Regions from separate parts of the Homo sapiens genome. Here region 2 is linked to region 1. Evidence: read pairs that join two places in POLR2A ChIA-PET (ENCODE). Cell type or tissue: GM12878. All regions are shown on one strand. Each heading gives the region's core, and the rest is flanking DNA. Links, peaks and the distances in the headings are about the cores only.

What was found. ChIA-PET counts read pairs that join two places held together with the same protein. Peaks named below come from ENCODE experiments on the same cell type or tissue, not always from the same donor. Only the 100,000 strongest peaks of a DNase experiment are listed, where the experiment ranks them.
Region 2: POLR2A ChIA-PET joins it to region 1 with 5 read pairs; 2 of 35 experiments call an interaction of 5 or more read pairs at or near these places.

Annotation. Positions count from the first base shown.
Region 1 is chr12:108,690,942-108,699,517 of GRCh38, forward strand. All of the region lies in intron 2 of CORO1C (coronin 1C), which reads right to left. Among named protein-coding and RNA genes, the nearest start is that of CORO1C, 36 kb to the right of the region's middle. RefSeq lists enhancers at 462-741, 532-1,213, 692-986, 2,609-3,121, 3,906-3,965 and 1 more. In GM12878, for the core only: no CTCF peak of the experiment used is centred there; no DNase peak of the experiment used is centred there; H3K27ac peaks cover 2,602 bases.
Region 2 is chr12:108,518,906-108,525,193 of GRCh38, forward strand. FICD (FIC domain protein adenylyltransferase) reads left to right here. Exons shown (of 3, transcript NM_007076.3): 3 at 1-2,305. The coding sequence ends at 570. SART3 (spliceosome associated factor 3, U4/U6 recycling protein) reads right to left here. Exons shown (of 19, transcript NM_014706.4): 18 at 5,411-5,601; 19 at 3,309-4,729. The coding sequence ends at 4,552. Among named protein-coding and RNA genes, the nearest start is that of FICD, 6.8 kb to the left of the region's middle. RefSeq lists an enhancer at 5,691-6,288. In GM12878, for the core only: a CTCF peak has its summit at 862 (motif pointing left); no DNase peak of the experiment used is centred there.

The sequences.
Region 1 (8,576 bases), core at 2,484-6,483:
TGATCTACTGAAACCCTCTGTGAACGCTGAAGAGCTCCAGGGCTAACCCTTCCCATTGCAGCTCTGCATTGGTTTAATCCACAGGTCTCAGAATGAAAATCCACCCTCCTTGGATGGTGGAGATGATAAATAGAAAAATATTACAACTTTTTTTGGGGGGTGGGAGGGGCTAATGCCTTGGGCTCCATGGCTGAGTCAGTTCCACACAAGCAAGAGGACTGCAGTATAGACTCAATTCAGTCAGCCAGAAATGAAACCCAAGTCACCGTTCCTCCAAGAAAGCAGACATGTGTCCCATCACATGCCCTCTCAGCTCATTCTTCCCCAGACTCAACTCAGGTCCCACCCCTAATGGGCGAAGATATTCAACTTGGCAGGAGCAGATGATTTGCTACATGTGGTTATAAGGTGGCTTCTGGGCAAAACCGTGACTCCAGAAATGTGTTCATGACACCTTGAGTTTATTTCAGAGTAATGTGTGTTCAGATACCTTTCTTTACCGGAGATACAGCAGCTTTCCCAGACTGGGGTTACCATGTTTACACACTGAGGGCTTCTGCTGGCAGCAATTGTCAGCCTGCTTAGCACAGACTGGCACGCTCCACAAACCCAGTAAAGAGTTAAACGTTCTTTGCACTTGACTCAGTGGCTTCTCTTCACCACACACTCCCAGATCCCACCATTCTCTGAGCCACCCGTGCAGCCAATCAAAGCAAAGGAAGGAAATTATCCTGGCCGGCTGACAGCCACAGCGCTCTGATGGCCATATATGGTAAAAACCACTGTCAGAGCCCTGTCAGGCCTGCGGGCCGGCTGCTGTGGACATATCAGTGAACTGCAGCAGCAGGAGAAGCTGGCCAAGGAAACGCACAAAGGCTGCCTGCTCATCTCCAGGGGAGGGGGTGGGGTGGAAACCATCATCTGCCAGGGCACACATTCAGTGAGTCACAGCCACTCACTGTCATCAAAAATAGCCCCGGGGTACATTGGGAAGTTCCTTCTGCCAGGACTTTGTGCTCCATTGTTAACTGGGGGTGAGCAGGGTGCCCACCCCACCCCTCCCAGCAAAACTGTGGATAACACAGTCACTAGGAGAAAATGAAAAGGCCCTTCTGTGGCACTTCATGTGGTAATGAGGCCAGGCCGTGCTCGTGTGGCTGGCAGCTCGTGACATAATTTGGAAGTCATTGTTCTGCACCTGGTGCCCTCCCCCTGCATCCTCCACCCCTCCCAGTCCTGTCCCCCAGCTTTTCACGGCCCATACACTTGGCAGTTGAAGGTGCTCCAGGCATCAGACAATCTATTTCAGGAGGCAGTGAATGGGCATCCCACGACATGTCAGGACACTGGCTGGCTCTGAACAAAATCCTCTGCCCCTAACACCAAAGCTACCAAGTGCCAAATGTCCACATCTGTACAAAGGGCTACCGGCACTGCCACTGTTGTCTAAAACAGAGTACCACAATGTGTAGAAATGGAAATTGCCTGTCAGCAATGCACAGTAAGGCAGACATGCAGCCAATGCAAATCCAGCAGGTGCTGGCAAAGACTGTGGATCACACAGAAAAGCACTGTCAGGAGACTGCCATTCCCTCTCAAGTAGCCCATGAAAGAAGGCACTTATCAGCACGGCGCCTGGCACTTAAAGGAAGCCCTCAACAAATGTGAACTGCTGCGATTTCATCACTGTCACTGTGTCCTCACAAGGCATGGTATAGACCAAGTACTTTCCAAACCTAAGACAATTCTCTGAGCTGACAGAATGAAAGCCCTGTCAAGTTACTGTTTTTGTTATTAAACTCTCTAATCCCAGAGAAAGAATGCAAAGGATTCAGTGTCCATTAGACCACAGCTTTTTTTTTTTTTTTTTTTTTGAGACAGAGTCTTGCTCTGTCGCCCAGGCTGGAGTGCAATGGTGCTATCTCAGCTCACTGCAACCTCTGCCTCCTGTGTTCAAGCCATTCTCCTGTCTCAGCCTCCCGATTAGCTGCGATAACAGGCGTGTGCCACCATGCCCAGCTAATTTTTGTATTTTTAGTAGAGACAGGGTTTCACCATGTTGGCCAGGCTGGTCTCAAACTGCTGACCTCAGGTGATCCACCTGCCTCGGCCTCCCAAAGCGCTGGAATTACAAGCTTGAGCCACCGCGCCCGGCTAAACCACAGATTCTATATCCTCCCCCCTAAAGAAAAATTCGTTCACACTCAGTAGAAAAAAAATTAATAAAAATATACATGTACAAATCAAATAAGGACTCAGCAACCTAAGTTCTAATTCACAAACAACCTCACGGTCTTGGACAACCACTCAATTTGGTTTCAATTTCTACAACTGTAGAACAGAGGAATGATCCCACCCTACCAAGTGAAAAAACAGAGACACTGTTCATGAAGGGGACTATCCACGTACGATCTGCTGACATTCTGCAGTCTCATTTCCATCAACGTGACAGAAGTCACTGCTTTTTCCTAAAGATGATACAAACGAAAGACGCCATGTTGATCTAGTTAAAACAATGATTCTAAAATATAAAACAGTGCTTATTCTAGTTCTTTTCCCCATAACAATCAAGGAAAATACCAATTTTGCCAAATTCACACTGAAAGTGAAAGAAAGGGTCAAGAAATGTAGGATTTTCTACCAAAAAGCTATCCTTCAGCTTCTTTTGACTCATAATGTTAGTTCACACTATGCATAAATGATTTGTTTATCTTCCAATCAAACATTCTATTTCTGCAATACTACAAAAATCCACCTAAACTAGACATCCTGGAGTCTGAAGGAGGAATGTGCCTACCACCTACTTCTTTGCCCTCCTAGGGACAGAGCCCCTCTACTAACTTAACAGTTTAAAAGTTGGGTTGGCTCCTCTTCTGTTTCATCTTTAGCTCCTACGCAGAGGAAAAAAAAAAACCTGAATTCAAACCGAACCTTCTCTGTGATGTCTTCCTTACCTTCTAAGCCTAGGGTGAAACTATCTCTCACACCCCAGTGCTAAAGCACTTCATGCACAAAGCACCCCCCTGGAGAGATCAAGCACAGTTGTTGAAGCTTCTTAAAAGCAAGAACCTAGCCGGGTGTGGTGGCTCACGCCTGTAATCCCACTTTGGGAGGGCAAGGCAAGAGGATCAGGAGTTCGAGACCAGCCTGGCCAACACAGTGAAACTCTGTCTCTACTAAAAATATAAAAATTAGCCGGGCATGATGGTACACACCCGTAGTCCCAGCTACTCACGAGGCTGAGGCAGGAGAAGTGCTTGAACCTGGGAGGTGGAGGCTGCAGTGAGTCAAGATCGCACCACTGCACTCTAGCCTGGGGAACAGAGCAAGACTGTCTCAAAAAAAAAAAAAAAAAAAAAAAAAGCAAGAACCCACCACAGGTCGCTGCACATGCAGGCACTAAGGAATGAATATGTGAATGAATGAATGTGATTTTTCTAAAGTACTGTGTTAAATTTCACAAACATTTAAGCAATAGTTAGCTCTTTATATGTACTCTGGTAATATTACTGATAATATTTTTCAAAATCTCAATATGTAATAAGTTCATTGTAAAAAAATATTTTTAAGTGCAGGTAATTATAAAGAAGAAAATAAAACATCACTTTTAGTCCCATCAATGTTAACATTGCACATTATTTCCTAAAAACTAATAACACAATTGAAGTTAAGTACGAGATAATGACTATGATCTTATAACACATTTTTTAGGTTATATGAAGGTACCATGGAATACAGGATAACAAAATCTTGCCATATAGCTTTCTCTTGCTATTGAAAGGAATCCCTCAATTATTCACTTAGGACTTAAGAATGTTTATATGTATATAGATATTATATTTCTACGTAGATTTTTTTCTTAAAGGCTAGGTGGAAATATAGTGTTCAAAACTACCAGAAAGCCTTTTAAGTCACTCTGAATTACTCATATATGAATTGTGTGAACTAACATTATGAGTCACGTAATACAGTCTAAGAATATATGTATTAGTTATCAACTGCTGATTAACAAGTTATCCTAAAATTCAGCTGATTAAAACAATAAACATTTATTACTCACACAGTTGCTAAGGATCAGGAATTCAAAAACAGCTTATCTGGGTGGCTCTGGCCCAGGGTTTTTCACGAGATAGTGTCAGCCAGGGCTGCAGTCACCTGATGGCTTTACTAGGGCTGCAGGATCTACTTTCAAGATGGCTCATCACATGGCTGGTTGAGCTGGTGCTGGCAGTCATCAGGAGGTCCTATGGACCTTGCCACAGAGCTGCTGGAGTATCCTCACAACATGGCAGCTCCAAAAGAGACAAAGTAGCAGCCAGTGGGCTTTTATGACCTAGTCTCAGAATTCACACTCCATCAATTCCACCATACCCTATGGTTACACAGGCTAGCCCTATTCAGTGTTGGAGGCCACCTACCACAATATAGTAAGGCAAGTTTTTGGAGAACCTGCACAAAAGGCTACCATATACATAGCCACCCAGTTTGCATCCTCTATCCAAGTGAGTCAAGAGATCAAGAGCATATAATTCTAACCATTCCCTCCGTTAAGTGAATAATAATTTTAATAATGTGATAACGCAGGCTGTGGTACCAGTGGTATGAAGAAGCAACTAAGAGAACCCAATGGATGAGTTCCTCTGTTTCAGTAAATAATCAAAGGCAACATCTGAGCTGGATAATGAACAGGAAGAAAAGACCACCAAGTATCATCATTAGTGGAATACTGACTGAAATGAATCAAGATCTCTTCCTCAACCAACATGACAGAAACATTCCAAAGCTGCCTTCATCAACCTAGGTTCTATAAGAAATTAAAGTCCTAATGCTCTAATATATGCTATTATAGGCAATGAGCTCTTAATCCTATGCATCTAGAAGACTGGCTATGTATCACCCTTGGGAGAACTAAAAAAAAAAAAAAAAAAAAAAAACAGTCTTTCAAATGATTTTCTGTAGAGCTAAATTCTTTCATAAAACCCTACATGAAAAACTGCAAAATGAGTTGAAAAATTGTTCACAGACATAAATAAAGCAAGATCCCAAATATTCCCACACACAGCTCCTAAAATAAATGGGAGAAACACAGTTGTGTATAAGAAAGTACCACACAGCTACAACAAAGGAGCCCATGGGAGAGAAGAAGAGATCATGACCCAAAAAGCTAACAGAGACCTGGCCATACCCATCCTATCCTGGCCAGAGCAGCATTCTTGTCCCAGGTAGTTTCTGTGAGGGTGAAATCAGCTATCATTCCAATTCACCAAAGTTGCTTCACAGTATTTCACAATACTCAAGGAAGGAAGGGAGAAAGAAAGCAACTTGGGAAGACAGGAGCCATCTAGTTCGCATCCTCCAGCCAAGAGAATGTCAAGAGATCAAGAGCATATAATTCTTACCGATTCCTCCCCCTCTTACTTGTTTAAGGCAGGATTTACAGGCTTGTTGTGATATGAAGTGTGTCGGGGGGAGGGAGGGGACGGGGGGGTTGTATGTGTATCTATCCAGAAACACTGGTGTGTATGAGCCCTCCATGGTTCACAATAGGGAGGGAATGTCTCAGTTCTATCTACGTCACGAGTGTGGCTACTCCACAAAGGAAAGGCTTATTCATGCCAACGTGGTAGATTACACAGAGGGCTGAAAACCTGTGTGCTCTTGAGACAAGGCAGCTTGTGCAGTTGTGGCAAGAAAAAAAAGTATTCCTCATAGCCAAAACCACAAAGCCAACTTATGTTCAGCAAGACTGCTATTATTCATCCTCTGAAGGACTAAAGAATAAGTAAATGCACTAAGCCACACCTTGAAAAGTCATGGCAGAGTGGCAAGCCACAGCTTGATGGAAGCATTACAAAAGAGAGTGGGAATCACGTGTGCTAATCTAAATCAACCCACCTCAGGACTGAGGACTTTCTATATTCCTCCGGCAGTGACCTCTTCAAAAATCCCACTTTCCCTAATAAAACCTTCCTAACAAACACCTCATAAACCATATGCTTAAAATAAGCATACATTCATTCTTAAGTGTGCTGCTTGCTGCATATGTGTGTGTCTTTGTATATGCATGTGCTTTGATGTATTTATCCCTATTACTCTTTTCACTTCAGATTTTAAGTCCTGGAAGACAGAAACCATGTCTAACTTATTTTACATTCTCCCAGAATCTAACCACAAGCCTCATGAGGTTGCAATAAGAAGCCTTATTTACTGCTGACACTAAATAGCTTTCAAAAGAAATTCATGGAAAACCATGTTTTCAAATGGGAGCCTTTCTGAAAGGGTCATAATCCACCTTAATTCCAACGTGTACATATTCAGTATTATTATGTACAGAGTCCCAAACGCATCACCAAAACTAACCTGCCTGTCTATAACCAGAAACAAAAAAGGGAAAACATTCTCAGAAGCCCATGAGATAATTATTAAAAGCCATACCCATCTTTTAAGGTTCGTGTTTAAAATCATGCCAGGCTGCTATCAACATGTATTGGAGCCTAACACACATCTAAACATCATTTCTTGCTATCTTGATTTCAAACATAACTTCATATTATAATTGGGAATTTAGTTTTTCTTTGCCTTTAAACCAAAGCAACACCTCATGATAAAACTATTTCATAGTTGCCAAGACACTAAAGTTGTAGGAGTCTCTTTTCCAGGGTAAAGAGCCCTAGTATTACAAAGCCCTGTACTGAAAAGGGATTAATGGGTTCACCATGTAGTTGGAGTCCCCATCATATTTCTTCTTCGAGGCTGTACTTCTAATGAGGAGACAAACACCTCAGTACCAGCAATCTGCCAGGATGCTTTCTTAGACACAAGTGCTCCTGGAGGGCACAGATGCTGGCACACAGCAGGTACTCTGCTTACAGACAATCAAACCAACTAATCGTATATGAAGACTCACTCATATTGTGTAAACAATCAAATATCAACTGTAAAATGTATAACCATTATTCAAATATTCATGACTATACCAAAATTATAAGGTAGACATCAAGAAGGCAGTCAGCCCCATAGAGAAATGTAGGTTTTCTGATAACATGGAAGATCATTCTATTTTCTACCAGCTACTGATGCCTGGTAACCAGCCAGCATCTCAGGTAGGAACAGCAACTTAGAAGAAAAAAAAGGCAAGTGTCACCTGACACTCCAGGGCTCACGGGCCAAGCCCTGCCATAGCAGATCCTACTGAGAACTACCTAGGCACATGACTGTCATGAGGGACCACAGGACCACTCCTCTTTGCTGGGCTCAGCTTTGCCTTAGTGAAAAAGCAGCCAGGAGTAAAAAGGCATCTACTTGCCAAAGTTATACATTGAATTAGGGGGACAAAAATGGAACAAAACTGTTTTCTTTGCTGAATTTTGAGTACACACCAACTGCACTGGAAATCACTTCATAGCTGAGAACCATGGAAGGTGAGAAGCATTTCTGACATGATCTAGAATTTCCAAGGCAGAAAATAACTTTTTTTTCTTTTTGAGACGGAGTCTCACTCTGTCGTCCAGGCTGGAGTGCAGTGGCACGATCTCAGCTCACTGCAACTCCGCCTCCCGGGTTCAAGTGATTCTCCTGCCTCAGCCTCCTGAGTAGCTGGGACTACAGGTGTGCACCACCATGCCCGGCTAATTTTTGTATTTTTAGTAGAGACGAGGTTTCACCACGTTGTCCAGGCTGGTCTCGAACTCCTGACCTCAGGTGATCCGCCCGCCTCAGCCTCCCAAAGTGCTGGGATTACAGGCATGGGCCACTGTGCCCGGCCAGAAAATAACTTTTATACACAGCTGCTTATGTTACAGAGAGAGAAACAGAGGAGCGGAAGGATAAAGAGACACATCCACGTCCCACTACAAGTCAGTGACTGAGCCAGGACTGAACTCCACAGCTCATCAATTCCCAGATTTGTGATCTTCCCTCTATGCCACATTGACGCTAAGAGCTAAATACACACACTTTAATACACAAAAATCTCACATAGTACTCATGAACCTATCGACTATAGAAACCCAAGTATTGATCTTATTTCCAATGGCTGTCACAGGGCTTAGCTTATACCAATGTCACCTCCTCTAAAACAAACTCATATTTAAGGAGCAAAGCTAGACAGACAGTATTATAGCCTGGGAAAGACCCTCGATGCTCCTCTAAAAAGCAACACCTCATCTAAACATGACAATTTGTAAAGCAACTTATTCTATCCTAGTTCCCATAATGCTGGTTAAAGAATGAAATACAAGGACACATTCATTAAGTGTAGGTCACTGAATGCAAGGAAAAACCAAATCATAAGATCAGTTAGCTGGGGCACTGCACACAGGTCTCCCTCAAATGGGATAAGTGAAACTCAGTTTCTCATGGTCTGTAAAAGCAAAGATGAACTCACAGAACCTTTGTGGATGTGAAAGTTGAAAGGAAATGTCTGAATTCAGAGGAAGATTAGCCATTCATTATGTCTATTTTGTGCTTCTTAATTGGCTTGTTCCATTTCTTTGAAGGAAAAAAAAAGTCTTACATTTATCCCTCAGTCTATAAAAGGGGAAATAAAAACTCGTAACTCCAAAACAAATCATGGT
Region 2 (6,288 bases), core at 1-4,000, 170 kb before region 1:
GCCATGAAGTACATCAACACGACTCTGGTTTCGCGCATCGGCTCCGTCACCATCAGCGACGTGCTGGAGATCCACAGGCGGGTGCTGGGCTACGTGGACCCCGTGGAAGCCGGCAGGTTTCGGACAACACAGGTCCTGGTCGGACACCACATCCCTCCCCATCCGCAGGATGTGGAAAAGCAGATGCAGGAGTTTGTACAGTGGCTCAACTCCGAGGAAGCCATGAACCTGCACCCAGTGGAGTTTGCAGCCTTAGCCCATTATAAACTCGTTTACATCCACCCTTTCATTGATGGCAACGGGAGGACCTCCCGTCTGCTCATGAACCTCATCCTCATGCAGGCGGGCTACCCGCCCATCACCATCCGCAAGGAGCAGCGGTCCGACTACTACCACGTGTTGGAAGCTGCCAACGAGGGCGACGTGAGGCCTTTCATTCGCTTCATCGCCAAGTGTACTGAGACCACCCTGGACACCCTGCTTTTTGCCACAACTGAGTACTCGGTGGCACTGCCAGAAGCCCAACCCAACCACTCTGGGTTCAAGGAGACGCTTCCTGTGAAGCCCTAACCCTAGAAATCCTCAGTGACAAAGGCTGTCCTGAGGTAGGAAAAAAAAAAAGAAACAGCATTTCTAGAAACCTAGTCACTTCCTAAAGCAAAAGGAGAAACATTCTTTACCTCCAAATGTTTTAGTTTTAAAAAAAAAAAAAAACTAAGTTATGAAGCCTTGTCTCTAAAATAACTTATAATTCAACCAAGCTATTTATTTTCTTCTTTGGAGCAAGCTAGTCAGTATTGTATGGTGTCTGCTGTGTCTTGCTGGTGGCCGTGCTTTAGGGGCAACAGTGCCACCATGTGACCAGAACAAAGGTTCTGGAGCAGAATTTGCACTAAGGTGGAGGAGCGGCCAAGAGGTGTGGGACGGGGCCCAGAGCCACTGACATAACTCCTCCAAGTGCTTCTCTGAAACAGGCTGAGAGGTTCTGTGACTGCAACTGGGAAGTCAGACCCAAGTCGCAGCTGAGAGAAATGGTTGAAAGCTCACTTTCTCAAGGTTTAGATTAGTGGTGACTAACTTCCAAGCAAACTTCATAGAAGAGAAAATGAATGCCGACATTCCTTACTTACCTGCAGGAAGACTTTTTGAGCCATAGTTTGCAAACTTTAGTGCCAGCAGCTGTTTTTTTTTTTTTTTTTTTCATATTGAGACTATTTTTCTAATTAAGAATAGGGGGTAGCCATAAAGAGCTGTATGTTGGAGGGGGAAACATGGTGGGCGGGCAGTTTGGTTTTCTTTGTGTATCCGCGTTTCTCTCACACTTCATTTGTAGCAACTCAGGCCAGATGTTTTCGTCTGAAATTCTCTGGGCTTGTCATTCCACCTGTATCGTGCTGCAAACCAGGTGTTATGCTAGTAGGCATCTGCCCTCACCCCTCTGCCTGAGTTTTCTGTAGGCAGATGTTAACCTGAGAAAACAAGTGCCATGTGGACACCAAGTAAGCATTTTTGATAATGAATTAGAGCACCAGTTTCTACTGAATGGAGCAAAAACCTTCAGCCATGGCCAGGCTGCATCCCTTTGGTCCTGGAGTTTCATCTACTTACTGCCATCTTCCACGGTCTTTGCACTGTCCCGTGTCCCATCCCCCTGGGAGGCAGAAGAGATTGCCTCGGAGTGGCCTTATTTTTCTCGCAACTTGTGAAATGATGTAGTGCTCTATGTAATATGGCCGGGTTTCCAAGCTGTCATCCAATGGAAGTAGAATCTTCTCTTTGAATCATATGGTACAGGTGCCAATATGACTGCTGCTATTTAGAGTCAGAGAGGTGGAAGTCACTGGGTCCCTTTCCCAGTGACAGAGCCCATGATGTCTAACACTACTGCACTTTGTCAGTGTGTGAGTGATGGCGAATACGCAGTGTTGTCTCTTTGATTTGGTAATTCCGTTCCTGACAGTAATGAGGCCACTGCTCTAAAGTAGTTTATACAGTTCTTCAGTTGTATAAATAGCACAGAGTAGTTTTTGAAAGGTTAAGAAAAATAAGTGAAAAGACATACACGATATATGAAATGGCTCCAAATGATAATTGTTCAAACCTTTATAAAATGTGTTTTCGTACTCTTATGCTGCCAGAGGTACTTCTTAAAACTCTTCTCGTCTTGGTTTTATAAGCACACCACGGAGGTCTGACAGATGTGCTTGCTTCTACTACAGAGCAAGAGAATTTGCACTTTAGCTATATGTGAAGGATATTATTTTAACAAATTCCTGATTCTAATAAAGTTATTTTATTACATGAATGCTTGAGACTGTCTTATTTGGGAGATGTTCCCATCTGTCATAAGGGCAGTGGGGGTATTCTGACCTTTAGCCCTATTCATAATACTGTTCTGGGAGAGCAACAGATCCAAGATGGTGATTTCCATGGGCAAGAGACCCAGAAGTTGGATAAACCGCCTACCTAGGTGGGCAAGGATGAATTACTGATTTTTTTTTACTAACAAACAGTCAAGTAACTGAAGTAGTTTTTCACATTTCTATTTATCATCAGTTCTGGATTTTCTGGGGAAAACACACAAACCCACTCATGTAGTCCTGGAAATCCATTTCTAGAACAGTCAACACCCGGAACCTAACTGGGTTCTGCTCAAGCCTGAAAAGGTTTGCCCCTGTACCAAGCCTGGGCTGACATCTGCAAGTGTGACATTAAGGTCAGAATACTGGCTGCAGGCAAAGCCAAACCGTTAATGTGAAGCAGCAAAAAGTAAGGCCACACTCACCCATAGTGATATTCAGGGCTCTTCATGTGTCAGGTCCCCAACCATGAGGGCTCTGAGCTACCCAAATCATCACACCAGCTGAACAGTCCATCAGCCTTCCAAGCAGCATCACAGAGAACACTGCAGGAGGAACGCGTGGGACAGCAAAGGTTCTTGCTGCTGTCAATAGCCGCCGCTTGAATTTAATTCAGAAGTAAAGCCTAGTAAAAAGTTGGTTTTGTATAAAAAAGAGATGGAGGGGAACCTACCTTTTAAGACTTAAGAGGCTTACCAACCAATAATTTACAGGGAGGAGAGCTGATATTTGTAGGAAGGTGGAAATTTGAGTGGACAGTTGATGACATGAAGGGATTACCACTAATGTTTCTAGGAGTGAAGGCCTTTCAGTCCTCCTGAGACACCTGCCGCAACATTACTGGATGAGCACAATGACATCTGGAACGTGCCTCAATATAACAGAGGGTGGAGGGGAAACAGACATGAAGGAAGAGGGGCTGGGAGTTGAGGAATGCTGGAAGCTGAATGGTAGGCACACAGGAGTTTATTTTACTGTTCTGTCTACTTTTTAATCGGTTATATTAAAAAATGTTAAGTTAAAAAAATATAGAAAACCCGACTGATGCACAAAAACTTAAACTTACGCAACAGATAAATGAGGAGTTGATTCCCACGACATATACAAGGATTCCCTGACGTCTTTCTCCAGAGTGTCTTAATAAAGCAAGCTTCCCCTACTGAACTGGCCAATGCTGTTGCTGTTTTCAAAGCAGTAAATATTATTTGATAAAAGATGTGAGGTAAAAAAGCTCAAAAGCTCCAGTGTCAAACTGCTATAAAATGAAGACACATCACAGCTGGAATAATTTAAATCAAAGTGACAATGGGATTTGACTTACAAAAGTTCTATTTACACATCTATTAGGTAAAGCAAGGTACACCCACTTCAAAACACATCTGTATGTGAATGCACATCTGAGTACCATTCAGCAAGAAGTTTTGAAGAGAACGTCAGTTTAATAAAGCTAAATGGGGAGAATTGAAGTTTGCATTTGACATGGTATTAAACAAAACCAAAGGGCTGAAACTCATGTTTAGACAACACAGGTCACTAGTCACTAGGCAAAGAAAACAGTCCACAGCAGGTGGCACAAATAATTCCTATACAAAACAAATGTTGCAAATATTCTGCTTTTAGGAAACATGAAACAATGGCTGACATGTCATTTACAAACACATAATATAAAAATGCACAGCCCCATTGAACAAAACTCCAGCAAATGTTTTATAGCTGACTTCCCTCAGACCCACCCCCACAAGAGGCCATTCTGTGAATTACTAGCATCTGCCATTTCATCTTTTAAAATTAAAAGAATGACGGGCACATGTGCTGTGCAGGGTGGAAGAGAAGTGTCATACAAAAAGGGGCCGGAGCTGGCCAGAAACATTTGGACAACTGTGTCTCAAAAACAGTGTGTTCTCGTTTCGCTTCTGTGCCTCAGTCTTTAAGATACAAAACTATCTCAGGACACCACATCCTGGGCCCAGCCTGCAGAGTGGTCACTTTTCTGCCACTGCCCTCAATATGAGGGAGCACTGAAAGGCTCTTGACTTAGAACCCCTTCCCCTTTCTGTCTAAAGCCGAGGAGCCATCTGTGGTTGCGAGCACGCAGCACACCAGGCCTGTCCATCCCCAGTGCACTGCTGGGTGGTGGGAGGTCCGCCGGGCCAGAGTGAAGTAAGGCATTTCCTGTCTCCCAGCGTCCCGTTCACTTTCTCAGAAACAGCTTGGCAAAATCGGCATTGGACATCTTGGGTGCCTCGGTGGCTGCTGGGGCGGCAACTGCAGGAGCCGCGGCAGGGCCGTTCTCAGCCTGAGGAGCTGCAGCACTTGGGCGCTGCAGGGCACGAGGCAGTAGAGACAGCTGCGTCCTTCCCTTCCCCCTCCTAAAAGAGCAAACACTGAATGGACCTTTTGAAGCAACAATTCGTGGCCCCTCATTTATTTGTGAAAATAAGCCAAGACAGTTTTAATATAACCAGAAGTTAAAAGGTGAAAAAAAAAAAGGATAAGATAATCCCTGCCTCCTTAATTCTGTTTATGAAGTAAAAACTGCTTCAACAGACTTGGCCTTGTTCAGTTTTGGCAAAGATCAACCCTGAGCACCAGTCACACTCAGAGGGGATCAGTGTGACTATCACCTCTCAGACCTCACCAGTCACCTGGCAATTCTGCTATCTCCTCCTCATCCCAAACCAGCGAACAGCACAGCTTATGTGGATCATAGCTAGGGCCGTAGACTGGCACACACATGGGTATGAGATTTCTTTGTAAACACACAGATCCAACTGGCAAAGGGGACTTTAAAATAATCACTGCCTTATTTCTGTCTGAAATAAATGACAAGTGTAAATTGGCCAGTACCAGGCAGAGGTCACTGCCTAGGCTTGCATCCTGCTCTGGACGCCTTGCTCCAGTGGAACCACAGTGATTACCACAAGGAACAGCACATCTTGGCTTTTCTGTCCTAACAGGAAGCTAATTCATCCCGGGTTAATCCCCCCGTGATCCATGAACTGGTGCCAGCCAGGACGAAGTTTGCACTAGTCTACCATGCAAGCACTTACGCTCCGTATGTCTGCGGCAAAAGCATGGGGCCACCTGGTGCCTTCCTGGTCTCCGGCTTCTCTGGAACTTTCCTCTGAGGAGGGTTGCTGATTGCCACTTTGATGATGTTCTCTTTGATAGTCATGCCGTCCATCTTCATCACAGCCTGCGACGCCTGGGATTCATTTTCATACTCCACGTAGGCCAGGCCCTGGAAGAGGCAAGATCCAGAACCAAGTCAGATCCCGCAGACTAGGGACGCAACCTCCTCCTGCAGGGCAGGCACTGGGCTTCCTCCCGGAGACCAGCAGACCAGGCCACAGCAAACGACCCACCAACAGGTTACCTTCCCCACCACCGCATCCTCTGTCTACAGGCTTATTTCCCCACCCTACTCTCCTTCCCGAGTGCTGCTATGCACTGTAACTTCAGATAACCCTTCCAAGTTCAGCACACCTTGTACGTGCTGCAGAAGTAGAAAGAAAGAAGGAAAAAGACAGATGGACCAGTATAAATCCAGCAAATAAACCAAGAGGTGGATGGGACACAGGGCCAGCAGCCCAGGTGCCCAGGTGAGCCCTCGTGTTTCTGTGCCTTCACCCGCTCCCTCATTTCATCCTCTTTTTCTCTCCATTAACCTGGATAAAGGGGAGGGAGAGTGGGCAGTGGGTAGACAGTAATGAAACCACTTACTACTCAAAATGGGGCACAAAAGGACTTAGCAGGAGACTGAGGGGGCAAGAAGGAAAGACAGGAGAAGAGGCACTGCAATGGAGGGACTCAAGGGGCCTGGTTGGAGGCCCCAGAGAAAGAGAGGCCTGGGACAGAGGGAGAAGGCTGCAGGAGGGCGCCCACCCCAAAGCCCGTATGCTGCTGGTCACAGGGCTTCCCCCAAGCC